2 separate regions of the Homo sapiens genome follow, and region 1 is linked to region 2. The links are chromatin loops, found by intact Hi-C in ENCODE. Cell type or tissue: GM12878. All regions are shown on one strand.

Region 1 (8,000 bases), 140 kb after region 2:
TAAGTATGTACAATCTGTAGCTTTCGGGGCCTATTTAGAAGGACTTCGTAATGCATGGATTGGCATTTAGATAAGTGAAAAAATAGGGACAGCTATGGGGAGTGACTAACTAGTCACTCTGTAACTCCGCCTTTTCTTTTGCTTGCTATGTCAGTTCACATAAGTAGACGGTTACAAAAGTAAGCGAAATGTTTGTTTCACTCAGTATGCCCTGGTTAAAGTTCTAGTAATGAACAATGCCAAAATCTCAGTGACTTACATCAAGAACGGTAGACCCCTTTCTCCCTCTGCATGTGCACTGCAGGTCAATGGGGGAACACTGTACATCAGAGCAGTCATCATCTTGAATATTGCCAGAGAACAGGAAAAAAATGTAGAGATTTGTTCCATAAGTTAAAAGCTCCACACCATAGTGGCATAAGTTATTTCCATTTGTAATTCATGTCCTGGAATTAGTCACTTTTTCCCACCTACACAGAAGGTCAGCAAATACAATCCTACCAAGTAACTAGAAGGAGGGAAGAACCAGACATGGGTATTTAGCAGTGATGCTGCCCTTTCATATGTACTTCAATCCTACAAGCAGGTGTCTACACCAGTGGAGAAATAAGGACAACATGAATGAAGTCCCACACTAAACAAGGTGTTAAGTCTGGAAAACAAGACTGTTTTTTTCTGTTTTTTGTTTTTTGTTTTTTTTTTTTTGAGGAGAACGGCCAATTCACTCTGCCCATTGACTACTTTTCATTATTCCAAGTTGCTTTATAACAGACTCTGAAAAATTGCCTGTCTCATCCCTGAGATTATAAACTCCCTGAGAAAATTTAAAATTGTTCATTCCTTTCAGCACAGGGCCTGGCATATTGTACTTACTTAATACATTTAATAAGTAAATGAACGGCTTTTAGAATGCCTGAAATCTTTTAATCAGAAAACTGAATGAGATTTATACTACACTCAACTTTGATTATTTTTCTTACAAGTAAAACTAAGCTTTATCATTTATCTTTATCACTTTACTCAGTTTAGTTATTGAATCAACCATTTCTATATAAGGTTGGATCATCATTTTTAATACCTAGATTATGGTCAGGGGCAGTGGCTCACACCTGTAATCCCAGCACTTTGGGAGGCCTAGTGGGCAGATCATGAGGTCAGGAGTTCGAGACCATCCTGGCCAAGATGGTGAAACCCCATCTCTACTAAAAATACAAAAATTATCAGGGCGTGGTGGTGGGTGCCTGTAATCCCAGCTACTCGAGAGGCTGAGGCAGAAGAAGCTCTTGAAATGGAAGGCGGAGGTTGCAGTAAGCCAAGATCATGCCACCACACTCCAGCCTGGGCAACAACAGTGAAACTCCATCAAAAAAAAAACCAAAAAACTGGATTATGTTATATTCCTATTTGATGGCACTGTTAAGGAGATATTTTTCAAACTGAGTGTTTTAGAAGCCAAGGTATAGAAACCAGTGAGAGGTGAAGCTAGCTGGACTTCCTGGGTTGAGTGGGGACTTGGAGAACTTTTCTGTCTAGCTAGAGGATTGTAAATGTACCAATCAGCACTCTGTGTCTAGCTAAAGGATTGTAAACACACCAATCAGCACTCTGTGAAAATGCACCAATCAGCACTCTGTAAAATGGACCAATGAGCAGGACGTGGGCAGGGCCAAATAAGGGAATAAAAACTGGCCACCTGAGCCAGCAGCGCAACCCGGTCAGGTCCCCTTCCATGCTGTAGAAGCTTTGTTGTTTTGCTCTTCACAATAAATCTTGCTGCTGCTCACTCTTCGTGTCTGCACTACTTTTAAGAGCTGTAACACTCACTGCGAAGGTCTGTGGCTTCACTCCTAAAGTGAGCGTGAGACCACGAACCCACCGGAAGGAAGAAACTCTGTACACATCTGAACATCTGAAGGAACAAACTCCAGACACACCATCTTTAAGAGCCATAACACTCACCTTGAAGGTCTGTGGCTTCATTCTTGAAGTCAGCGAGAGCAAGTACCCACAGGAAGGAACCAATTCTGGACACACTAGGACTGAATAAAAGCCAGACTTCAGTGTTAAAGACTTAATCTAAATAATGAATGCTAGAGGCTTAAAGGTTTGCAAAGGTTATTCTAATTGTGTTTCAAAAACAAATACATTTGTATTTTAATATAATTGGTTAAACAGAAAAACAAACCAGAAAAAAAACTCACCAGTTTTTCTAGTTTCTGTCACTCTTTTTACTTGACATTTGTATCAAATGTTGGACTTGCCCCATTATGTGGGTGAAGTACTAGCCTCTGATTTCAGATTGAAAATTATGTCCTTTTTTTCTCCACAAAGAAGGAACTAGAAGGGATCATTTATTTTAAAAATACTAGCTTCGGGGGGAGGGGGTAGGGATAGCATTAGGAGATATACCTAATGCTAAATGACGAGTTAATGGGTGCAGCACACCAGCATGGCACACGTATACATATGTAACTAACCTGCACATTGTGCACATGTACCCTAAAACTTAAAGTATAATAATTAAAAAGAAAAAAAAGAAAAAAAAAACTAGCTTCACACTCAGGAAATCATGAACATCAGATTATTTAAAAAAATTACTTAATGTCTCAACTGCAGTGCTAACTTAGGTAGGTTATGTGTTATTTAAAGCCTTACTCATTTCAGAAATGAACAAAGGAAAGATACTATGAAAGCTACTAGAGTTTTTTTCTTACTCTAATTTTGGGTGATACTCACTTTAGAACTTTGTTTTGCATAATGATCTTTCTATCAGTCTCTTAGATGATGAATAGACCCAGAGATGATAAAACCGCTTTTGTATCAAGAATTAGCCAACAACACAAGTGGTGACCAGAGTAATTTATTACTGTATATTACAACTTAATAAAATAAAATTGGTTTAAGTCATCTCTCCCACCTCCTGCAAAAAGCAATGAGAGGGAGGAATGGAGATGCTCTCATACATTCTAAATCTGGCTATAGGGCAGACTTCATGTAAAGCTTGATTTAGCAACTCATGTGACAACACCAAGCAACCATTGGTTTTCTGTTATCTTGCTCTGTAATCATTCTCCCCGCCTCACCCAGTTCTCTAGCAATAGTGACTGCATCAGTTAACCATTGCCATTTAATAAACCACCACAAAACTATGTGGCTTAAAAGACAACAATTTGTAATAACTGCCATTCTGACTGGCGTGAAATGGTATCTTCTTGTGGTTTCGATTCACATTTCTCTAAAGATCAGTGATGTTGAGTTTTTTTTCATATGTTTGTTCACCACATGAATGTCTTATTGTGAGAAATGTCTCTTTATGTCCTTTGCCCACAGTTTAATGGGGTTGTTTTTTTCTCATAACTTTGTTTAAATTCCTCATAGACTCTGGATATTAGACCTTTGTCAGATGGATAGATTGCAAAAATGTTCTCTCATTCTGAAAAGAATGCTTTTACACTCTTGGTGGGAGTGTAAATTAGTTCAACCATTGTGGATGACAGTGTGGTGATTCCTCAAAGATCTAAAGGCAGAAATACCATTTGAGCCAGCAATCCCATTACTGGGTATATACCTAAAGGAATATAAATCATTCTATTATAAGGACACATGCATGCGTATGTTCATTGCAGCGCTATTCAAAATAGCAAAGACATGGAACCAACCTAAATGCCCATCAATGACAGATTGGATAAAGAAAATACGGTACATATACACCATGAAATACTATGCAGCCATAAAAAAGAATGAGATTGTGTACTTTTCAGGGACATGGATGAAGCTGGAAGCCGCTATCCTCAGCAAACTAACACAGGAACAGAAAACCAAACACCACATGCTCTTGCTTATGAGTGGGAACTGAACAATGAGAACACATGGACACATGTGAGAGAACAATACACACTGGGGCCTGTCGGGGGAAGGGATGGGAGGAAAGACAACACAAGGAAGAATAGCTATTGGATGCTGCACTTAATACCAAGGTGATGGGTTGATCTGTACAGCAAACCACCATGGTACACCTTCACCTATGTAACAAACCAGCACATCTTGCACATGTACCCCAGAACTTAAAATAAAAGCTGAAGGAAAAAAAAAAGACTTGTTATTTCTCACAAGAATGTTGGCTGGCTGTGCTTTCTCCATAGCACTCACTCATGTAGCTTCATTAAGCTCAGGATCAGCTGGGTCGGAAGATGCAAGATGGCCAGACTCGTAGGTCTGACAGTTGAAGCTGGCCGTCTTCTTGATCACTGTGGATCTTTTTTCCTCATGGTGTATCAGTCTCCAGCTGACTAGACTGGCTTCCTTTTGTGGTAGTCTTTGGCTAGAGTTCCCAAAGAGTAAAAATCGAAGGCTTACAATTGCATAATGTCATTCTTTCATCTTCTATTGGTCAAAGCAAGTGAAAACACAGCCTAGACGCAAGAGGTGGGGAAAGAGCTTCCATGTCTTGATGAAAGCTGTGAAAAAGTCACACTGTAAAGGCACATGGTCACAGAGAACTTTGATTTTTCCTTCCACAATGTCCAAATAGTTACTTTATTTGCAAACCTCATATTTCTATAGAACACCATACTATCCAATAAATGCCAATGCATATTTTGGTAGTACCTGCAGAAAAAGAGAGAGGGAGATCAATTTTATTCCAGGAGCTCTAGCAAATATTCATCCCAAACTTGGTGACTGGAAAATGGTCCATAAGCCAATTTGGCCCAAACCATTCAGTTAGGAGTTGAGTCAATAGCACTAAATGGAAATGGTTGACCACTAGAAGTGGTGTTTTATCAAAGCCAGATTAGGATAAATATTCCAGAATAAGGAAGACCATATGCTGGATCTCAAAACCAAAAGAAGTTCACTGCACAGTGGTATGAAATGTAAGTGAAAACTTTATCCCAAATCTCTCAACAAATACATTAGAGCATTTTCTATCATATCATTCCCTCTCTTTTGTTAATATTTTTCATTTGAAATTAGGGCAATATACATTTAGAACCATCATCCTCCATTTACTATTGATATGACCTTAAGCAAGCCGATTATCCTCTCTGAACCTCAGCTTCCTCAAACAGTAAGAGCAATAATCATGATAAGGATGTTGAAGGAATTAAGTGAGATAACCTGTGTTAAGTAATTAGCAGATTGTCTTGCACCTTGGAAACACCTCCCAAATGATAGGTGCTGCCATCGGTATCAACAACATTGTTATCAGCAAGCCTGTTAAAAAGCACAGAATACCAGGTAGCAAGATTTTCATGCCTGTGTTATGCTAAACCAATTCTTATAAATGCAAATCTATAAACACATATGACACTCCAGGGCTTCTAAAGAACTTTTTATAACTATAGATATGAGCATAATGTAAGTACATAGCATCACTTACTGTAAATCTGTACATTTGATATGTACTCACAAAATTATTTATAAAGAACCAGGGAGTAGTGCAGCTTAGAAAGCTTAAAGATGACCTAGATTGTATACCTCAAAAATTCTAAATTGGCCAAAATGGCCTTAAGGAGCACTGAATGAGAACTTTTCTATGAATTTAAACTTCAAATATACGCATGCTTTTTGATTACACATTTCTATGTCATATCTCACGTGGCCTTATACCGGATTTAAAACAAAACAAAACCAAAAAACAGAAATGGGATAGGGCTGACAGCCAAGTTTAACTCTAGCTGAAGATCTTGTTTATTCTTTCACTTCCCAATTTTCCAAATTTTACTTGATCTTAGTTTCTGGCTTTCACCCCTCTCGATTTAATTATTGAGTTTTGAGAATCTGTTTTTCAAGTAACTTAACAGCTGAAAGCCTTTCACTTTTGATTACACTTACTTGTGGGATAAAGATATGTCTTGGTAGCTTTATCCTCAGGCTCTTATTCCTTTCCAGTGGCCAGCGCTACTCAAAAGTATGAGAGCAGCTTGCATTAGTACTAAGATGCAAGTTCTCTCATTGCCTTGGAGACACACAGGCAATTTATGATCATTTGTTACGAAGAGGCTCTGCCATTTCTCTCAGCCAGAAGGAAAATAGCATTGCCTCCTCAATTGCATCTCAAGGACTCAGCTAATGCAGCCCTGGTGCTCTTCTCTGGATAGAAATGTCTACAAAGGCTTTGAGAGCTCAGATCAAGTATTTTCTCTGTCAGCCACCAAAGGCATTCTGCCCCCTGCCTGCCACAATTACAGGGCTTTCTAGCCAGCAGAAGTAGGCAATCTGAAATTTCTTCTCATGCTCCTGTCAATATTGAACTATGGATTGTCTGAAAAAGAGTCATTCTTTTCCCTTAGTGGCTGGAGTACATTTTGAAGGGCCTGTAACCCTCTGTGTCAATCTGGGACATGAGGCTTACAGCTCCTCTATTCCTAGTCATTAATGACCCCCCACAACTTCCTACACAAAATTGCTGCCTCACTGCTGCGGAGAGAGAGAAGGAACTTCTTCCAGTATGTGGATGTCTTCCAGAGGAAAAGACAACAGCAAAAGAGCTAATAAGAAAAAAAAAAGTGGCAAAGTGGATTCTACAGCATAAGTGGTTATTATAGCAATGAAGTCTAGAGAAAGAAGATTCTGCACTCATATCTATTAGTGAGGAGGGCACTAATAATAGAGCTGACCACCCTTGAGTGCTTTGATTTTTTTCATTCTCCAATATAAAGCTATCCAAGGTTGAATTAAAGTTTCCCAGAACTGTGGATTGAGAAAGGAGTAGAGGAACACCTCAATGTATACAGTAATTTTCCTCTAGTTAGTTCAACTTCTTCAAGGCATTATTTATTAAACAGTAACCCAGTCATTCTGTATAATCTAGAAAGACAATGCTGACAGGTGTGAGATTCAGGAGCCAACATCATGAAAGGTAGTGTGGCTTACTCCTGCAGAGTAGAGTCAACTCGAAGAGGTTAACTAAGAGTGAGCAGAGCAATATGAAAAAAGCCTGTGTCTCTGTTATCCATCATTAGTTATACAGGATTTCCAACTTATGTAACAATGAGACCAGTTAAGTGGTGGTGTACACTTTAAACATTTGATTGCTGTAATTGCTAGCCTGTTCTATAACTGCCACGTATTAAGCTAATCACTTGAGGAAAAAGTTATCTTTATGAATTCTCACAAATATAAAAATTGAAATAATATATTCTCCATATTTTTTTCAAATTGATAAAACAAGATCAACCCCTAGTCCTTTAAGTTGTACTAATATAAATAATAATAGAGTCTAGGAGCTACCGAAAGGAAAAAGTAGAGGACAATAAAAATCTTTCACATAAATGAGAATGCAAAACCTTAAAAACTATGTTCAAACAAAGAAAATGACCTCTCATTATTGTTGAGTTTTATCTGCTTCTTATAACACAAGAGGAAGCAGGAACTCATCTTGAGGGTTATTGGTGAGATGTCCCAATTTCAGGTCAAATATTTATGGGATAACTAGGCAAAGGAAAAGAAGGAGAAGCCAGACACCTTGCATTCCAGGAGCTTATAATCTAATAGAGGCCACCAAATGCCAACAATCATCAACAGCAAGTGTATAAATAAATACATTATAATCAAGGTATAAGTAAGCAAGGTACAGGGTAAAAATAAAGGAGTCATTAATTGGGCCTGGCACGGTGGCTCACACCTGTAATCCCAGCACTTTGGGAGGCCAAGGCAGATGGATCATGAGGTCAAGAGATCGAGACCATCCTGGTCAACACGGTGAAACCCCATCTCTACTAAAAATACAAAAATTAGCTGGGTGTGGTGGCAGGCGCCTGTAGTCCCAGCTATTTGGGAGGCTGCGGCAGGAAAATTGCTTGAACCCGGGCGGCGGAGGTTGCAGTGAGCCGAGATCGTGCCTCTGCACTCTAGCCTGGCAACAGAGTGAGACTCTATCTAAAAAGAAAAAAAAAAAAAAGTAATTGATTCTAAATGGGGATATATGGAAATGCTTCACTGAGGATATAGACTCTTCAATGTAGAACAAGATTTCTACATGAGCAAAGACATTGCAA
Region 2 (8,000 bases):
CATTTATGATCTGATTTGGGGATGGCAAAATAACAAAATATTCAGGAGATTCTAACAATTTAATAAAATCATAAGTTATTAAGAAAAACAATACTTGACTAGTTAAGTAGCTGTAAAATATTTTTTAAGTAAACATAAGAGGTAACATGCTTATAAAGAATCTTAGATCTTTTAAACGTGAGAAGACAGTATCCTCTCCATCTGAAATTTTTTCAATTACATAGAATCTTTGCCTTCTAGGCAGATTACTCAGAAGGTAAAGAAAAATCTTTGCAAACTTTTACTAAAAGCAAACCAAAAATCCCGAGATAATTTTGTCAGTTTAATGGAGAGAAAACGAAATTTAGTTTTGCATGAATATAATATTTGATATTAAAGCTAAACCCATCAAAACATAGCCAGCTTTGGTGGGGGCAAATGAAATTTCTTTTTTCCAGACTTTCTAAAATTGTCTATATGCATTCAGATTTTATCCTACACTTTCTTCTTTGTCATTCTAGGATAGTCAATTTACTTTAGGGCAGTAATATTTTCTTTTCCCTTAACACATATTTTATACCTTCCATAAAAAATTGTTCCTCTCTGTATTATGGCTCCTATGATCCTCTCATTCATATATAGTAATTAGAGCTTTTAACCACAGTAAGTTCAATTTCACAAAGAAAACTAAGAAGTAGTTAATTTTAAACTGTCATATACCAGCATTTTGAATTAGACCAGCAAAACCTATAAATATACATCTTAGGACTTTTTTTATAGCCATCCACATTCTTTATAGTGCAAATTCTAAGGTACAAAAATGATTGTGTGTGTGTGTATATATATATATGTGTATATGTATATGTGTGTGTGTGTGTATATATATACACATATATATACAGTCTATCTCTGTAAAAATATTAAAAATGAGGCCAAAAGTATATAAATTTAAATTATGCTCTGTATTTAATACTTCAGTATTTTTCTTGCTTAGAAATGATCCAGTTATGCAATGAATATCCATTAAATAACATAATTTGGCATATGTTCAGAGTTTTAAGTTACCTAATGATCTTGAAAACTATCCTCAAGTTTACCCACTGCAAAATATGATTGTTGAAATAGAGTTGTCAGAATAATGCTTTAATTTGGTTGAGCACAAATTTACAATTTTTATGATCTTAATGATCTAGTAGATGCAATGCTATCTTAGTCAAACAGTAAACCAGCATAACCTGAAGAAGAACTATCCAAGTGGGGTAAAATGCATATCTGTTTTTTTATTTGACACGGGTAAATCAGAAGACAGTTGATTTATTAAACGAAGCATATTAAATTAGTCTTGTTTGCAAACAAAAATTCCTAAATAAAGTGGTCAAAGTCTTAAAACATGTTAGTTTCTAAAGGCATACTTTTAGGCACATTGAAAGTTTTGTAAGTCCAATTCCCTGAAGTTTTAGAAAGTTTAATTAATAGAAGTGCTTACATACCTGTAAACCATTAGGATAGAGTTATTTGAAGTGATAATATAACCTAATTTGATAACACCATAAAATGTAGGAAAGTACTGCATACTCACAAATATATAAACGTGATAAACGTGTGTGCAGATGCAAAAGGCTTATTACTCAATGTTTCGCATCTAAAAATTGCTCTCTTCCTAATAGTTATGCTGGAGTATCAGCACTAAGCTCAGCTGGGTAGTAAGAGATCTTAGTAAGACAGAAAAAGGTTGGGATAAAGGAAAGTCAAGAGGTAGGTTATCAAGTTTCACCACCGTACAATTTTTGTATGCTGAGGCAGTGTAAGGTGAAAATAAGTGGTAGAATGTGTTGTCTCTATGTCACCTAGGAATATTATAGGATTTTCAAAGATAAAATGATTCTTTCCTTCGCTCTTTGAGACATTGAGAATTTTGAGGACAAAAGAGAAGGTTCCTGGGAGAAAAGTTACTAGAGAGACTGAATTTTGGACTCATTTCCTTTGATATTTTAAGGGCAGTTAAGGAAAGACAATTCTGAACTACATTTAAAAGGTTCTTTTAAATAATCAAAGTGAAATTTACATAACTTATAAAAAATCAGATTAAAGTATTAAAGTATATAATTCAGCAGCACTTAATGCGTTCACAAGGTTGTGCAACAATAGTTTCATAACTTTTCATCATTAGAGTAGAGCCCTCTGCCTACAAACTAGCCAATCCTAAATCTTCTCTTTACCTATTCTCTGGAAACTGCCGATCTGTTTTTCTGTCTCTATAAATCTGCTTATTTTGAATATTTTATGTAAAAGGAATCGTACAATGTGCAACCTTTGTGTGGTTTTTTTCCCTTAGAATATTGTTTTTAGGGCTGGCCCAAGTTGTATCATTATCAAAATTTGCTGCTTTTTATGGCTGAATAATTATTTCATTGTATATATGTACCACAATTTGTTTATCCATTTGTCTAATAATATAGATCTAGGTTGTTGCCACTTTAGGCTATTATGAATATGAGACAATAAACAATCATGGACAAGTTTCTGCATGTACACATATTTTATTTCTCCTGCACGTATACCTAGGAGTAGAATTCCTGAGTCCTATGATAAGTCTATGTTTAACTCTTTGAGGAACCATATAACTGTTCTCCACAATGGTTGCACCCTTTACATTCCCATCAGCAATGTATAAGACTTCCAACCTCCACATCCTTACCAACGTTTATTTTCCATTGTTTTGGTTATAGCCACCCAAGTGTGTATAAAGTGGTATCTCATTGTGGTTATAATATGCATTTCCTTAATTGTGAATGATGTTGAACATCTTCCCATGAACTTCTTGGATGCTTATATCCTATTTGGTGAAATATCTATTCGAATCATTTGCTTGTTTTTGAATTGGGTTGTTTGAGGTTTTTTGCTAGAGTTATAAGAGATTTTATGGATTCTGGATATTCAATACTTATCACACATATGATTTGCAAAATTTCCCCCAAGCCATAAGTTGAATTTTCACTTTCTTGACAATATCTTTTGATGCATGAATGTTTTAACTTTTAAAAAGTCAGGTTTATCTTTTTATTTTTAACTTTTTGTGTGCATGATTACAGTGTCAAATCTAAGAATCCATGCCAAACCTGAGGTCAGGAAGATTTACCTCTATATTTTCTTACAGTGTCTTACAGTTTTAGCTTATTAATTTAAATATTAATCTATTTTGAGTTAAAATTTTTATATGGCATGAGGTAGGGGTCCAACCTCATTCTTTTGAATATGTTTATCCAGTTTCACAGCTCTGCTTCTTGAGTGAATTGGTCATTCCCCATGGTCTTTGCATTCTTTTCAAAAATCAATTTTAAATTTCTTTCTGTATTATGAAGTCTATTCCACTTGTCTATATATCTATGCTTATGTCAGTTCCACACTGGTTTGACTACTGTGGCTTTGTAGTAAGTTTTGAAATTGACAATCATAAGTCCTTAACTTTGTTTTCTTTCAAAACAGTTATGGCTACCCAGAGCCACATGAAATTCAATAAGGTCCAAAATGGTGGCATAGAAGAAAGCAGGCTTCATTCCCCAGGCCCGCAGAAACCCAAAACAAATATACAGCACTGAGATTATTATTAGCAACGTTTTATACCTCAAGTATGAAAATGAGTCAGTTTCTGTGGCCACAGAGAAGTAGAAAAAAAAAAAAACCCTCCAGCAGATGGTAAGACATTCAGACTTCTACATTCACAATGCACTTCCCTGCAATGTGCCCAGCACAAAGCCTGTGGAAAATTTCCCGAACTCACGGTTTCTACACGGGAAAAAGGGAGATTGAGACAGACAACCAATTTCCCCAATATATTGTGTTCTCTGGCAGGAGAACTGTTTCTGCCTCAACCCATAGGAAGCACTGAGAATGCCTGGAGGGATAAATATTCCTTAGGACTGCCAGAGACCAAATTGGGAGGTGGGATGACCATCCACAGCTATAAAAACTCTGCTCCATAATTCGGATGAAAAAGATGCCAAATCAGAACAGCTGTTCAGTAGCACCACACTGTTGAAAGTTTGTTCCACAGGTTCCCTGGGCACAAACTCCTGGGAAGCTTTCTGGCACTCCAGGGCATTCTTTTGGCACCTCCCACATTTGGCAATGTGATTACTAGAACCAAAGCAAACCTGGGCTTAAGGCACCATCTAGTGCTGAAACAGAGGCAGTGAGCTGGTGGGGAAAAAACAAGATCAACAGGTAAATTACAAAGAGTAAGCAATTGTATCTAATTAAAAAAACAAACAAAAAAGCCAGACAGAGAAGACTGAAAGAAAGAAATAACCCTTTAATGCCAAATGTGGGTGAAAATCCACAAAAAAACTACAGAAATGGTGAATTGTCACCTCCCCAAATGAACAAAGCAAGGAACTAGTTACTGACCCTAACGAGATAATGATATGTGAACTCTCTTACCAAGAATTCATACAGCAGTTTTAAAGAAAATCAATGACCTCCAAAATAACACAGTAATGCAATTCAAAAACTTATGAGACATTTAACACAGAGACTGATATACTAAAAAAATCAAAGAGAAATTTTGGAACTGAGAAATATATTCGCTGAACTGAAAAAAAATCAAAGGCTCTCAACACTAGAGTGCATCAAGAAGAAGAAAGAATGAGTAAGCTCAAAGATAGGTTATTTGAAAACAGAAGAGAAAAAGAAATGAAAAGCCATAAAGATTGCAAACAAGATACAGAAAATTACCTCAAAAGACCAGATCTATATTAGGTGGTTAATGGCTAGGTTAAAAAAAAAGAAAGAAAAAGAAAAAAAGTCAAAATTTAAGAATTATTAGTGTTCAAGAAGGAGTTGAGCAAAAGTAAGGTATAGAAAGCTTATTCAAATAAATAATAACAGAAAACTTTGCAAAAGTTAAGAAAGAGATAAATATTCAACTGAAGGACGTTCAGAAAACACAAAACAGATTTGAGCCAAATAAGACTACTACAAGTGCATAATAATCAAATGCTCAAAGGTTAAGGAAGAAGAAAGGATTCTATAAGAAGTAAGATAAAAGAAGTAAATAACATATAAATGACCTCCAATTTGTCTGGCAACAGACTTGTCAACAGAAACCATACAGGACAGGAGGGAGTAGCATGACATTTTCAAAGTTCTGGAAGAAAGAATAAAACTCCTATTCCGCAAAGCTATCCTTCAAATATGGAGAGATATAGTGTTTTTTAGACAATGTTTGGGAAATTTACCACCATCGGACTCATCTTCCAAGAAAAGGTACAGAGAGTTCTTCAATCTGAAGAATAAAACACTAACATTAAAAAAAACCTCCAAGATATAAAACCCACTGGTAAAATTAAATACAAAAACAAAGCAAGAATACTCTAATAATATAATTGTGGTGTGCTATCTATTCACAAAGTTAATATAAAGCCCAAATGAAAACTCTATCAAAAACAATAATATGTACAGCAACGTGTTAAGAGATAGGCAATATAAAATATGTAAATGGAGACAACATGAAGTCAACATATTGGAGAGGAGGGGGAGAATTTATAGTGTAGAGGTTTTTTTTTTTTCCATTTGCTTTTTGTTTTCTATTCTTTTCTATGTGATCTAACATGAATTGTCATTTCTTTTAAATAACTTGGTATAAAATGTGTTTTGAAAGCCCCATGGTAACCACAATGCAATGTAATAGGTTCACTAAAAATAAAAAGCAATCAATTAAAATATACTACCAGAGAAAATCCCTTAACCGCAATGTGAGACAGAAAAACAAAACAAAACAAAAACAACGAAGACAGGAGTTACAAAACAGCCAGAAAACAAGGCACAAAATGACAGCACTAAGGCCTTCCTTATCAGTACTAACTAAATGTAAATTAAAATTTAAAAATTTAATAGGACTCAATTTTCCAATTAAAAGGCATAGCTGTGTGAATGGATTAAGAAACAAGACTGAACTATTTGCTTCCTACAACAAACCTACTTCATCTATAAAGACAGGCAGACTGGTTGTGCATGGTGGAAAAAGATATTTCATGCAAATGGAAACCAAAACAGAACAGACCAAGTTAAAAGACTGTAAAACAAACAGACAGACAGACAGATTGTTAAAACAGAGAAAGAAGGTTACTATATAATGATAAAAGCGTCAGATTAGCAAGAGGATATAACAATTATAAATACCTTTGCACCCAACATGAGTGCTCTCAAGTATATGAAGCAAACATCAATAGATTTAAAGGGAGGAATATACTGCAATACAATTTATATAAAGGGAATTCAACACCCCACGATTAGCACAAACAGAATATTCAAAAAAAAAGTGACAAAGAGATAGCAGAGTTCAGCTACACACTATACACACTGGACCAAATAGGTCTAACTGACTTTTTTTTTTCTTTAGAGACAGAGTCTCACTTGGTCACCCAGGCTGGAGTGCAGTAGCAAGATCACAGCTCACTGCTGCCCAAATTCCTGAGCTGAAACAATCCTCCTGCCTCAGCCTCCTGAGTAGCTGGGACCACAGGCCTAACTGACTTTTATAAAACATTTCACCCAACTGCTAAAGAATATACATTCTTTTCATAAGCACATGGAACATTTTCCAAGCGAGATGATATCATAGGCCACAAAACAAGTCTCAAGAAATTAAAAAATATATAGAAAGAATATCAAGTATTTCTAACCACAATGGAATAAAACTGGACATCAATAACCAGAGGAACCTTAGAAAATGCAAAGACACATGAAAATTAAACAGCATGCTCCTGAATCAACAACGGTTTAATGGAGAAATTAAGAAGAAAATTTAAAAATGTATTGAAATAAAAATGGAAATACAACATGTGAAAATCTATGGAATACAATAAAAATAGTACTAAGAAGGAAGTTTATAGCAATAAACACCTACATCAAAAAAGTTAAAAGACCACAAATGAACAACTTAATGATGTATCTCAAGGAACAAAAAGAACAAGAACAAACCCAACCCGAAATTGGTAGAAGCAAAGAAATAAGAAAAATCTGAACATAAATAAATAAATTTGAAACTAAAAAATACAGAAGATCAATGAAACAAAAGTTGGTTTTTTGAAAACATAAACCAAATTGACAAAACTTTAGCTAGGCTTCCAAAGTAACAAAAAGCCTGGGCACAGTGGTTCACACCTGTAATCCCAGCACTTTGGGAGGCTGAGGTGGGTGGATCACTTGAAGCCAGGAGTTGGAGACCAGCCTGGCCAACATGGCAAAACCCCATCTCTACCAAAAATGCAAAAATTAGCCAGGTGTGATGGTGCACACCTGTAATCCCAGCTACTTGGGAGACTGAAGCACAAGAATCATTTGAACCTGAGAGGCAGAGGTTGCAGTGAGCAGAGATTATACCACTGTACAATGCACTCCAGCCTGGGTGACAGATTAAGATCCTGTCTCAAATAAATAAATAAATAAAATAAGAAAACATACCAAATAAATAAAATCAGAAACAAAAAAGGATGTATAACAACTGAAATAACAGATTTAAAAAAAAGTCTTTAGAGATTATTATGTACAACTGTATGCTAACAAATTGAAAAACCTAGAAGAAACTAAGAAATTCCTGGACACATATAGCGTACCAACATCGAACCATGAAGAAATAGAAAACTTTAATAAACAAATAACAAGTAACAAGATCAAAGCTGTGATAAAAAGTCTTCCATCAAAGAAAAGCTCTGGACTTGATGACTTCAGTGCTAAATTCTACCATACATTTAAGAAGAATTAATACTATTTCTACCCAAATTATTCAAAAAAATTGGAAAAGATCTGAATACTTCTAAGCTCATTCTATGAGGCCAGTATTGCCCTGATGTCAAAACTTGACAAGAATACAACAAAAGATAAAACAACAGGCCAATATCACTGATAAATATAGAAGCAAAAATCCTCAGCAAAATACTAGTAAACTGAATTCAACCACACATTAAAAATATCATTCATCATGACCAATCATCTACACATGCAAGGATGGTTCGACATAC

The links. Hi-C counts contacts between places; a loop is a spot of excess contacts. Peaks named below come from ENCODE experiments on the same cell type or tissue, not always from the same donor. Only the 100,000 strongest peaks of a DNase experiment are listed, where the experiment ranks them.
Region 1: a loop joins it to region 2, with 2.5 times the contacts of the local background. A loop is called at or near these places in 1 of 110 quality-filtered maps.

What each region holds. Positions count from the first base shown.
Region 1 is chr4:27,715,290-27,723,289 of GRCh38, reverse strand. LOC105374548 (a long non-coding RNA gene) reads right to left here. Exons shown (of 4, transcript XR_925518.2): 4 at 4,041-4,608. Among named protein-coding and RNA genes, the nearest start is that of LINC02261, 500 kb to the right of the region's middle. In GM12878, no CTCF peak of the experiment used is centred here; DNase peaks (open chromatin) are centred at 2,799 and 3,079.
Region 2 is chr4:27,857,632-27,865,631 of GRCh38, reverse strand. No RefSeq gene overlaps it. Among named protein-coding and RNA genes, the nearest start is that of LINC02261, 640 kb to the right of the region's middle. In GM12878, a CTCF peak has its summit at 4,145 (motif pointing left); a DNase peak (open chromatin) is centred at 3,576.